2 separate regions of the Homo sapiens genome follow, and region 1 is linked to region 2. A link is a contact called in ENCODE Hi-C or POLR2A ChIA-PET data. All regions are on one chromosome and are shown on one strand. Each heading gives the region's core, a stretch centred on a gene start or an enhancer-like site at or near the end of the contact. The rest is flanking DNA. Distances are from core to core; before and after follow the strand shown. Region 1 overlaps SNX9 (sorting nexin 9). Region 2 overlaps SNX9 (sorting nexin 9).

Evidence for each region. A loop is a pair of places that touch in the nucleus more often than their neighbours do. ChIA-PET counts read pairs that join two places held with the same protein, here RNA polymerase II (POLR2A). Pooled maps may share reads with other maps.
Region 1: a pooled map shows a loop between it and region 2 (3-fold over the local background). The contact joins two enhancer-like sites. A Hi-C loop is called at or near these places in 1 of 37 single-sample maps with no recorded cell type and 3 of 50 pooled maps. POLR2A ChIA-PET finds 5 or more read pairs at or near these places in 8 of 52 experiments (Panc1, T-cell, WTC11 and 4 more).

What each region holds. Positions count from the first base shown.
Region 1 is chr6:157,839,386-157,844,099 of GRCh38, forward strand. The region is part of intron 1 of SNX9 (sorting nexin 9); the gene reads left to right. Among named protein-coding and RNA genes, the nearest start is that of SNX9, 18 kb to the left of the region's middle. RefSeq lists an enhancer at 2,225-2,374 and a silencer at 2,892-3,186. Within about 2 kb of position 1,591, at least 6 of the 41 ENCODE cell types and tissues checked have a DNase peak (open chromatin) inside an H3K27ac peak, as active enhancers do.
Region 2 is chr6:157,910,695-157,915,494 of GRCh38, forward strand. The region is part of intron 9 of SNX9 (sorting nexin 9); the gene reads left to right. Among named protein-coding and RNA genes, the nearest start is that of SNX9-AS1, 20 kb to the left of the region's middle. Within about 2 kb of position 1,847, at least 4 of the 41 ENCODE cell types and tissues checked have a DNase peak (open chromatin) inside an H3K27ac peak, as active enhancers do.

The sequences.
Region 1 (4,714 bases), core at 341-2,840, 72 kb before region 2:
CTACCTGATTATGAAGCATATGTATTTTCATGTAATGGTGATATAGCATAGAGATTAGGAGCCTGGGTTCAAATCCCAGTCCAGTTATTAATACATTACTTTGAAAAGTTACTTACTGCTTCACTTTCCTTATCTGTAAAATACAAATAATTGAATGGATTCAGGTGTGAATTCCATTGCACAGTCCAAGTGGGGGAAAAATTATAATTTTGCTTTTCTGTAATAATTTACAACAAATTACATCCCCGTCCTGCTGGGGAAGCAGACCTATAATATTTTAGTTCCCAGGCCACCGCCTCTTGCCCAGGGTGAAGCATAATTTGAGGGTGGGGATGGTAACCTAGTGCCATGGCCTTGAAGGTGTGACCCCATCTTGCCCTCCAGTCTCCTCTTTAGGCCTTTCCTCCTGCCCCTCAGTTTAGTAACTCTCTCCACCACTTCCTTGCTGTGCTGCTTGAGGACATGGTAACCACCTTGCTGGTTGTGCGCAGTATTGGGGCGTGAATCTCTGCAAAGCTCAGACCTTTCTGTCTTAATGTGATACATAGCTGTTTGGATTCTCCTATCCTCTCCGGTTGTTTCATGGTTTCACTAGGGTTCTGAAAGCAGGTGAAAAAAAACAAGAAAGCCTCACTGGGAAGGTGACACTCAGGTAGAGATCTGAGGGAAGGTGGGGGTGTCTTTGGATCTCGGGAAAGAGCAGACCCTCAGGCTGGTGCTTGGGGTGTCTTTGGATCTCGGGAAAGAGCAGACCCTCAGGCTGGTGCTTGGGGTGTCTTTGGATCTCGGGAAAGAGCAGACCCTCAGGCTGGTGCTTGGGGTGTCTTTGGATCTCGGGAAAGAGCAGACCCTCAGGCTGGTGCTTGCACAGTGAGGCCAGAGCTGAGGGAGCTCAGGGAAGAGGGGCTGCTCCCCAGGCTGAGGAGGCCCAGGCGACCACGGGGGCTTTGACATTTATTTGGCAATAAAACCATTGGAGGGTTTTCACCACACCCAAAATGACTGACTTTTACAAAAAATACTTTCTTTCTTTCTTTTCTTTCTTTTCTTTCCTTTCTTTCCTTTCCTTCCTTCCTTCCTTCTCCCTTCTCTCTCTCTCTCTCTTTCTTTCTCTTTCTTTCTTCTTTCTTTTTTAAAGAGTTGAGCTTGCCTTTATTACCCAAAGCTAACTGCAGGAGTTAACAGTCAGTTTGCTTTGATACTGGATTTAAGCCTTATTTTATCCCTTCTTAAAACTTAATTGATTGTATCTTATTAAAGCCACACTAGGAAAATCCTGTGCTCCATTTAAGTCAATCAGTAAGAGAGCTTCAGAAGGATTGACACAGTATCCTTCTCTATATGAGGAATACCCCAGTCAAATCAGCTGGGAGAAAAAACTTTGTAAAGAAATTTTTAAAAACCTCTATTATTTTGCATTCGAGATTTTGTCTGATAGAAAATTTCAGATTATGTTTCCTGGATATACTGAAAGTGAATACAAACGGCTCATCAGACCATTTGGCTGTTACCGTTATGCTGTTCACTCGACTGGTGGCCACATAGACATAAGCAAAGTACTTGCAGACTGCTGGATTTCTGACTGATGAAACCATTTCTGATCAGCGACTCACTGCATTTCTCTTCCGATGAGGGTCACTGTTTGCAGGGTGTCTGGTATAAACTTCCTGAAGCCCCAGCAGTCTTGAGAGCAGCAGTAGAAGAAAGCAGCTGGAACCCTGAGAACTGGGGCAGAATGCTGTTATGGGCTAAGAAGAAATGGCATCATCTTGGCTTAGAATTTGGAGATTCAATGAATCTTTATTCTTTCATGGTTCCATTAAGTGATTATTTTTAATATGAATTAGATCACTGGAATTTCATATTAGTCATGCTGAAAAATTCCACATCTGTGTGTTTTAATTTAGGGTCTTCAAGATGAAGGGCATCCCCCAATGATTAGGAGAGGCACAAGATAGAAATACAGATTTTATTACCTACAGGCCCTGGGAGTACACAGCAATCCTGGAGGTCACACACAGGATGGTCAGGGAGCTTGAAGGTCAGGAATTGTGAAGGGAGAGAGAGAGATTGAGACCTACCTAGAGACCCATGGGCCTTCATGGGGTCCAAACAGGTTTCCCCCAGGGAGGTTTAATTGGTTCCAGGAGGTCACACTGTGACTGCACAGCCCATGTGGGGTGTGGGGATCGGGGCCAGTGAAGTAGGCTGTGTGTAGCTTTCCCATGGGGAGGTGGTTGCCAGGAGGAAGTTGTCTAAGGCAGGTATCTGTATTAGTCATGTTGAGGAACTGGGAGGAGGTGTAGAACTGCACCCTCTGCCATGTCCAGGGTGACAGAGCCCTGCTTCTGCTACGACAAGGTCCCACTTATCTTCAAAGTGCATGCTGAGGCAACATAAAATGATAAGAATTTACTACACTGTGACTTTTAAACTATCATCTCAATGGTTTGGCATGATTCAATATTTTCTATTTTAACTTTTTATTTATAAAAATTTTAAACATGGACAAAAGTAGAACAGCACAGTGACACTCCCCTGTGTACTCATCACCCACCTCCACAGTGATCCTGGCCCGTTTTGTTTCCTCTAGCCTCCCCTCCCCTATTTTCCCCTTTCCTCATTATTTTGAAGCAAATTCCAGACATCGTTTCATGATAAGTATTTTAATATATATCTCCAAAACTGTAGACTTAAATAACTGTAATTCCTGTTATACTTAAAAATTCAGAATACATTCTTAATATCTTCAAATATCCAGTCTGTTGGTAGGCAGTGTAAACATATTCATAAATTAAGTTTGCTGTATCTATTAAGTTGCTTGATAGTATTAAGGTGAGAACAGTGCCATCTCTTACTGGTTGACATTTGTATGAGTCTGCCCATGTTAATGTAAAACAGATTTGCCACAGGTAATGTGACCATACAGGTAACATAATCTAACAGTTAAAAAATATATGCATGTCTTGCTTTTATCTTGTTGACTCCAGTGCTCTTATCAAAATCCTCATGATGCAACTGCCCAATGGGTTCACCATCACCACTGCCTAGACAGAATCGATTTATCAAGACAGGGGGATTGCAATGGAGTAAGAGTAATTCACGTAGAGCTGGCTGTGCGGGAGACCTGAGTTTGTTAGTCAGTCTCCCCGAGCATTTGGGGATTGGAGTTTTTAAAGATAATTTGGTGTTTTTAAAGATAATTTGGTGGGTAGGGGCTTGGGAAGTGGGGAGTGCTGATTGGTCAGGTTGCAGATGGAATCTTAAGGGGTTGAAGTTAGGTTTTCTTAATGTCTTCTGTTCCTGGGTTGGATGGCAGAACTGGTTGGGCCAGGTTACTGGTCTGAGTCCATCAAGTGCAGGGTCTGCAAATATCTTAATCACTGATCTTAGGTTTTACAATAGTGATGTTATCCCCAGGAGCAATTTGGGGAGGTTCAGACTCTTGGAGCCAGAGGCTACATGACCCCGAAATTGTAATTTCTTGTAGTTATTTTGTTAGTCCTGCAAAGGCAGACTGGACCCCAGACAAGAAGGGGGTCTTTTCAGGAAAGGGCTGTTACCAATTTTGTTTCAGAGTCAAACCATGGATCAAATTCTTTCCCAAAGTTAGTTCTGGCCTGTGCTCAGGAATGAACAAGGACAGCTTAAAGGTTACAAGCAAGATAGAGTTGGTTAGGTCTGATTTCTTTCAGTGTCATAATTTCCTCAATTATAATTTTGCAAAGGTGGTTTCAAGGAGATGAAGCCTTCTAAGCCTTTCTGTACAGCTTAGGTGGTGCCAGCAATGGGAGGATGCTTAGGACAAGGGTTGAAGAATTGACGAAAATGAAAATTGAAAAAGAAATATAGCTGACCCTTGAACAATGTGGGGGTTAGGAGCACCGACCGCCTGCCCAGTTGAAAATTAAAGTATAACTTTCGACTCCCCCAAAACTTAACTACTAATAGCCTGCTGTTGACTGGAAGCCTTATAACGCAAACAGTTAACACATATTTTGTATGTTATATGTATTACATACGGTATTCTTACAGTAAATTAAGCTAAAGAAAATGTTATTGAGAAAATCATAAGGAAGAGAAAATATATTTACTACTAAGTGGAAGTAGAGCATTAGGCCTTCATCCTCATTGTCTTCACATTGAGTAGGTGGAGGAAAAGGAGGGTGGAGTGGCAGAAATAGAAGAAACGGTGCATGTAAAGTGGACCAGACCTGTGTTGTTCAAAGGTTAACTGTACTGATTATCTTATTTTAACTTAAAATGTATAATGTGCATTTACTCACCAATCCTTTGATAGACAGACAGCTATGGTCTTTGTGTACTTCTGATTGCAGTGCTAAGTGATCCATTTTGCATAATCCATACTCAATTCATTGCAATTCTAATTTTTTGTTTCTTTTAGAAGAGCTTAAATAGTTTGAAGACAATTTCAAAGCATCGTGAGTACAGAATTCTAGATTTTAAAAAATTATTTCCCATTTGTCTTTTTTTTTTTTTTTTTTTTGAGATGGAGTCTCACTCTACCACCCAGGCCAGAGTGCAGTGGCATGATCTTGGCTCACTGTAACCTCCACCACCCAGGTTCAAGCAATTTTCCTGCCTTAGCCTCCTGCATAGCTGGGATTACAGGCCCATACCTCCTCACCTGCCTAATTTTTGTATTTTTAGTAGAGACAGGGTTTCACCACTTTGGCCTGGCTGGTCTCGAACT
Region 2 (4,800 bases), core at 597-3,096:
TAAGTATGCAGGGCACCTTGTAAGTATGCAGGTAGAAAGGGTTTGTTTTTGTGTCAGGGAATTGTTTTTGTTTTTAATCTCCAGCCTAGGGTAGACTCTGCTACTCTATGTAGTCACTGAGGGACTCAGCATGTGTGTGTTAAAATAAAGGTTGTGTGCCAGGTGCAGTGGCATCCCAGCACTTTGGGAGGCCGAGGCGGGCGGATCACGAGGTCAGGAGATCGAGACCATCCAGGCTAACACGGTGTAACCCTGTCTCTACTAAAAAATTAGCCCGGTGTGGTGGTGTGCACCTGTAGTCTCAGCTCCTAGGGAGGCTGAGGCAGGAGAATGGCATGAACCCGGGAGGCAGAGGTTGCGGTGAGCCGAGATTGCGCCACCGCACTCCAGCCCAGGCGACAGAGCGAGACTCTGTCTCAAATAAATAAATAAATAAATAAATAAATAAATGTTGTGAAGAAACAGACTTAAAGGTTAGACAGAGTTTTAGTATATTGCTAGAAAATGTTCACATACATGAACTAGTGAAAATAGAAAGGAGTGGATTGTGAGAGGAGGTCTTCAAAGGTCAGAGCCAGAGAGGCCTGTAAGAGATGTAAAAGAGACACTGAGATGCTCACCTGAACCTAGGGAGAAGAAACATGGAGGGCTGAAGGAAGGGTTCTTTCCCCAAAGGTCAGGGAAGACAAGAGGCGGTGGAATTCTCACTGCACTCGCAAGAGTCGAGAGAAACAGTTCAGGGAGGGCCTGCGACCCTTCACAGCCAGGTGGCAGTGCCAGATGGAAACATGTCAGCACTGCCGTGGAGTTTGTCCCACGTGTTCCTGGACACTTCCCGAGTGCCTCTCATCTGTCCTCACAGATAGGCATTTTCATCTTCACTTTATAGATGAGGAAACGGAAATCCACAGACATTAAACAGGTTCCCCTCTCTATTGCTGAAAAAGGAATTCGAATCTGATCCCATAGCTTACTCTGTTTCTGTTAAGATGTGGACTGACTAATCTTTCCCTAGAATTAGTATTCATACAATGAGTAAATTATTCTCCTTAAAACATTACTTTATATTTTACTTTGTTTTATGTTTATTTTTCCCTGAAGTGTTTTGTGGAGATGGAAACTTTTGTTTTAAAAGAAGTTTTGATTTTGATTTTTTTGGAACACATTTCAAAAATTTCAAATTGTCATAGCAAAATTGAAAATGGGGCTGCACTACTGGGTAGATAAACACATCTCCCCAGTCCCCTGGGTGACACTTGAGTGGTCCCTCGTGGTGCTGGGGCGGTGGAGTGACAGCCAGATGGCCGTGGGCTGCTGCTGCCTTCTGCCCAGAGGCACTGACCGAACCCCTGCTTCTAACCCAGTTCAGACACTCCCTGTACCTCAACCCGGTTCAGACACTCCCTGTACCTCCTTTTTGTCATCCTTATTGCTTTCAATCACAGTTTTCTCTTAAAAAATACAGATTTCTTTCCATGAAAACTTCAGTTCTGCCATATAAAATTATAGTCTATTTCCTTGAATTTTGTGCTCTCCTTTATCAACTTGGTTAGCACAGTGTGTGCTCCACAGTGTTTAAATCCATGGCTTAATGGCCTATTTCAGGCTTGTAAGAAATTCTCATATCTTTTAGATTTTAATACATTGTTTATTCTGAATCAGATAATTCAGTGCTCTTTTAAAGCTTCAGAGAGTCACGGTTCTCCTTCCATACTAAGATTTGTTTAAAAAAAAATAAGTTCGGCATGCAGCCAGGGAGGAGAAAGTCATAGAAAAGCAAGAAAGCAGCAGCCCCTCGGTGTGAAGAAAGTTGAGCTTTGATTCACTAACTGGGATATGAGCCAAGGAAGCCGAACAGCACAGAAGGGCTCTATTTCCCCCTCACTTGTGTGCCTCCTGCCTGGGATGCCCACAGATCATTATTATGTAAGAATTCCCCTCTCGCTCAACTACTGGAGAAAAGAAAAAGGAATGCTTAGTAGGTGATGCTATGACATTCCTGTGGACTCGATAATTCATGAAAAAATGTACAGTTAACATTTCTTTATTTGTTTAGAGATTTTTGTTTTTTATGGAAATAATATTGAATGAATATAGTTTTATTCCTGGTACCAAACTGACATATTCATATACTTAGTGAAAACCTTAGTAAGGTTCATGGAAAACAGGGAAATAAAAGTTCCTCTTTTTTTCTAATTATTTGCAACTTGGTCTGAAAATTCTACCAAGCATAAAATAACATCTGAAGTCATAAGCTTAGAGATAAACCAGCTATGTCAGAAAAATTTTCACAAGAATAATTTTTGAATAAAATAAGGATCACTAAATTTCAACCAATGATAGGATAATGAACTCTGGGTACAACTCACCTAGCCATAATGGGGAGTTCATCGTATCCCAGGTCCAGACTGGCTTTCCGGCCAGGAGGTGAATTGTCTTTTTTCCAAGGCACAAGGCTTTGTTTCTGCTTAATCTACTGCTAGTAAATGCAAAGTTTGCAATGCTTTAGTACAATGATGGTGTCTAGACTCATTGTTCTGTTCAAGTCCACTTTTTAGGTAATAAAAGTTTTTTGATATGTAGGTGCATAATACTATCTATCTATATTTTATTTATTTATTTATTTATTTATTTTTGGAGACGGTCTCACTCTGCCACCCAGCCTGGAGTGCAGTGGCACAATCATAGCTCACTGCAGCCTTGACCTCTTGGACTCAAGTGATCCTCCCACGTAGCTGGGATTATAGGTGCACGCCACCATTGCCTGGCTTATACTCATAATTTCTAAAGGAAAGTTCAGGTTTCATTTTTTAAATTTTATTTTTAAACTTAGGTACAGTAAATTCACTCTTTTTGGTGTACAGTTCTGAGTTTTGACAGCTACCACTGCAGTCCTGCAACCACCACTACATTTCATGATACAGAACAGCTCCGTCACCTCCCCAGGTTCCCTCGTGCTGCCCATCCCCCTGGTCCTAACCATGGCAACAGCTGATGTGTTCTTTGTGTTCATAATTCTGCGTTTTCTAGGATGTCATTATAAATGGAAGCATGCAGTGTATAGTCTTTCGAGTCTGACTGCTTTCATTTAGCATAACACATTTGCAATTCAATCATTTTGTTGTGTCAATAGTTTGTTCTTTTCGTGGCCAATAGTATTCCAGTGTTTAGATATACCATAGCTTGTTTATCCATTCACTCATTGAAAGACATTTGGGTTTCCAGCTTTTGGCAATTATGAATAAAGCTGCCGTAAACATTTGCATACAGGTTTTTGTATGAATGTAAGTTTTCATTCCTCTTGGGTAAATAAGAGTAAAATGACTGGGTCATTTGGCAAGTATATATTTAATGTTTAAGAAATTGCCCAACTGTTTTTCAAAGAAGCTATACCATTTTGGAATCCTCACCAGCAATATATGAGAGTATCAGTAGTAGTTCCACATCCCTACCTGCACTTGATAGTGTCAGTTTTTCCTCATTTTAACCAGTCCGATAGGTATGCAGTGGTATCTCAGCATGGTTTTGATTTGCATTTCCTGATGGCGAGTGGGGTTGAGCATCTCTTCATGTGCTTATTTCCCATCTGTAGATCTTTGGTGCTGAAGCTTCTGTTCAGCTCTTGTGCTCATTTTTTATCAGTCTGTTTTCTTATTGTTGAATCCTGAGATTTTTAAAATATATATATGTATTTTCTAGAAACAAGTTCTTTGTTAGATAAGTGATTTGCAAATAACTTGTCGCAGCTGTGGCTTGGCTTGTCATTTTCTTTTTCTTTTTTTTTTTTTTTTTTTTTTTGGAGACAGGGTCTCACTGTCGTCGCCCAGGCTGGAGTGCAGTGGCACCATCTCAGCTCACTACAACCTTGACCTCCCGGGCTCAAGCAGTCTTCCAGCCTCAGCCTCCTGAGTAGCTGGGACTACAGGCTCTCATCAACACTTCTTGTTAATTTTTTGTATTTTTGGTAGAGACAGGATTTCACCCTGTTGCCTAGGCTGGTCTCGAAGTCCTGAGCTCAAGCGGTCCACCCACTTCGGCCTCCCAAAGTGTTGGGATTAGAGGCATGAGCTACCACACTAGCCTTGTTACTTTCTTAACAGTGTCTTTTGCATAACAAAGGCTTTTAATTTTAATGAAGTTCACTATATCAGTTTTTTCTTTCATGGACTGTGCTTGAGGTGTCATGGCTAAGAGCAGTTCACAACATTTTCTTCTAAAGGTTTTAGGCTTTTCGTTTAGATCTTTGATGCATTTTGAGGTTATTTTTGTATAAGGTGTGCAGTGTGGTAGAAGTAGTGCATTTTTTTTTCACATCGGGATATCCAGTGGGTCTCACACCATCTTTTGGAAAGACAGATCTGTTTTCCATTTATTAGAAACATGTTTGTAAGAGAAAAAAAATCAGTTGATTGTATTTGTTGGTTTATTTCTGGATTCTATTCTGCTCCATTGATTTATGTGTCCATCCTTTTCGCTAGTCCTACACTGTCTTGACTTGTGTAGCTTTATGGTAAGTCTTTAAATCAAGTAGCGTGAATCCTCCAACTTGGTTCCTTTACAAAATTGTTTTGGCTATTCTTTTTCTTTTGCCTTTCCTAGTAAATTTAAATGTCAGTTTGTAGATATTTATAATCATGCTGGAATTTTTATTGAAACCGCATTGATTCTGTAGATCAATTTTCACATCTTGATATCTCATCTTTTAATCCATATATAAAAATATATCGTATTTGATTTTCATTAGGGTTTTGTAGTCTTCAACATACAGATTCTGCATATATTTTGTTAGATTTATGTGTA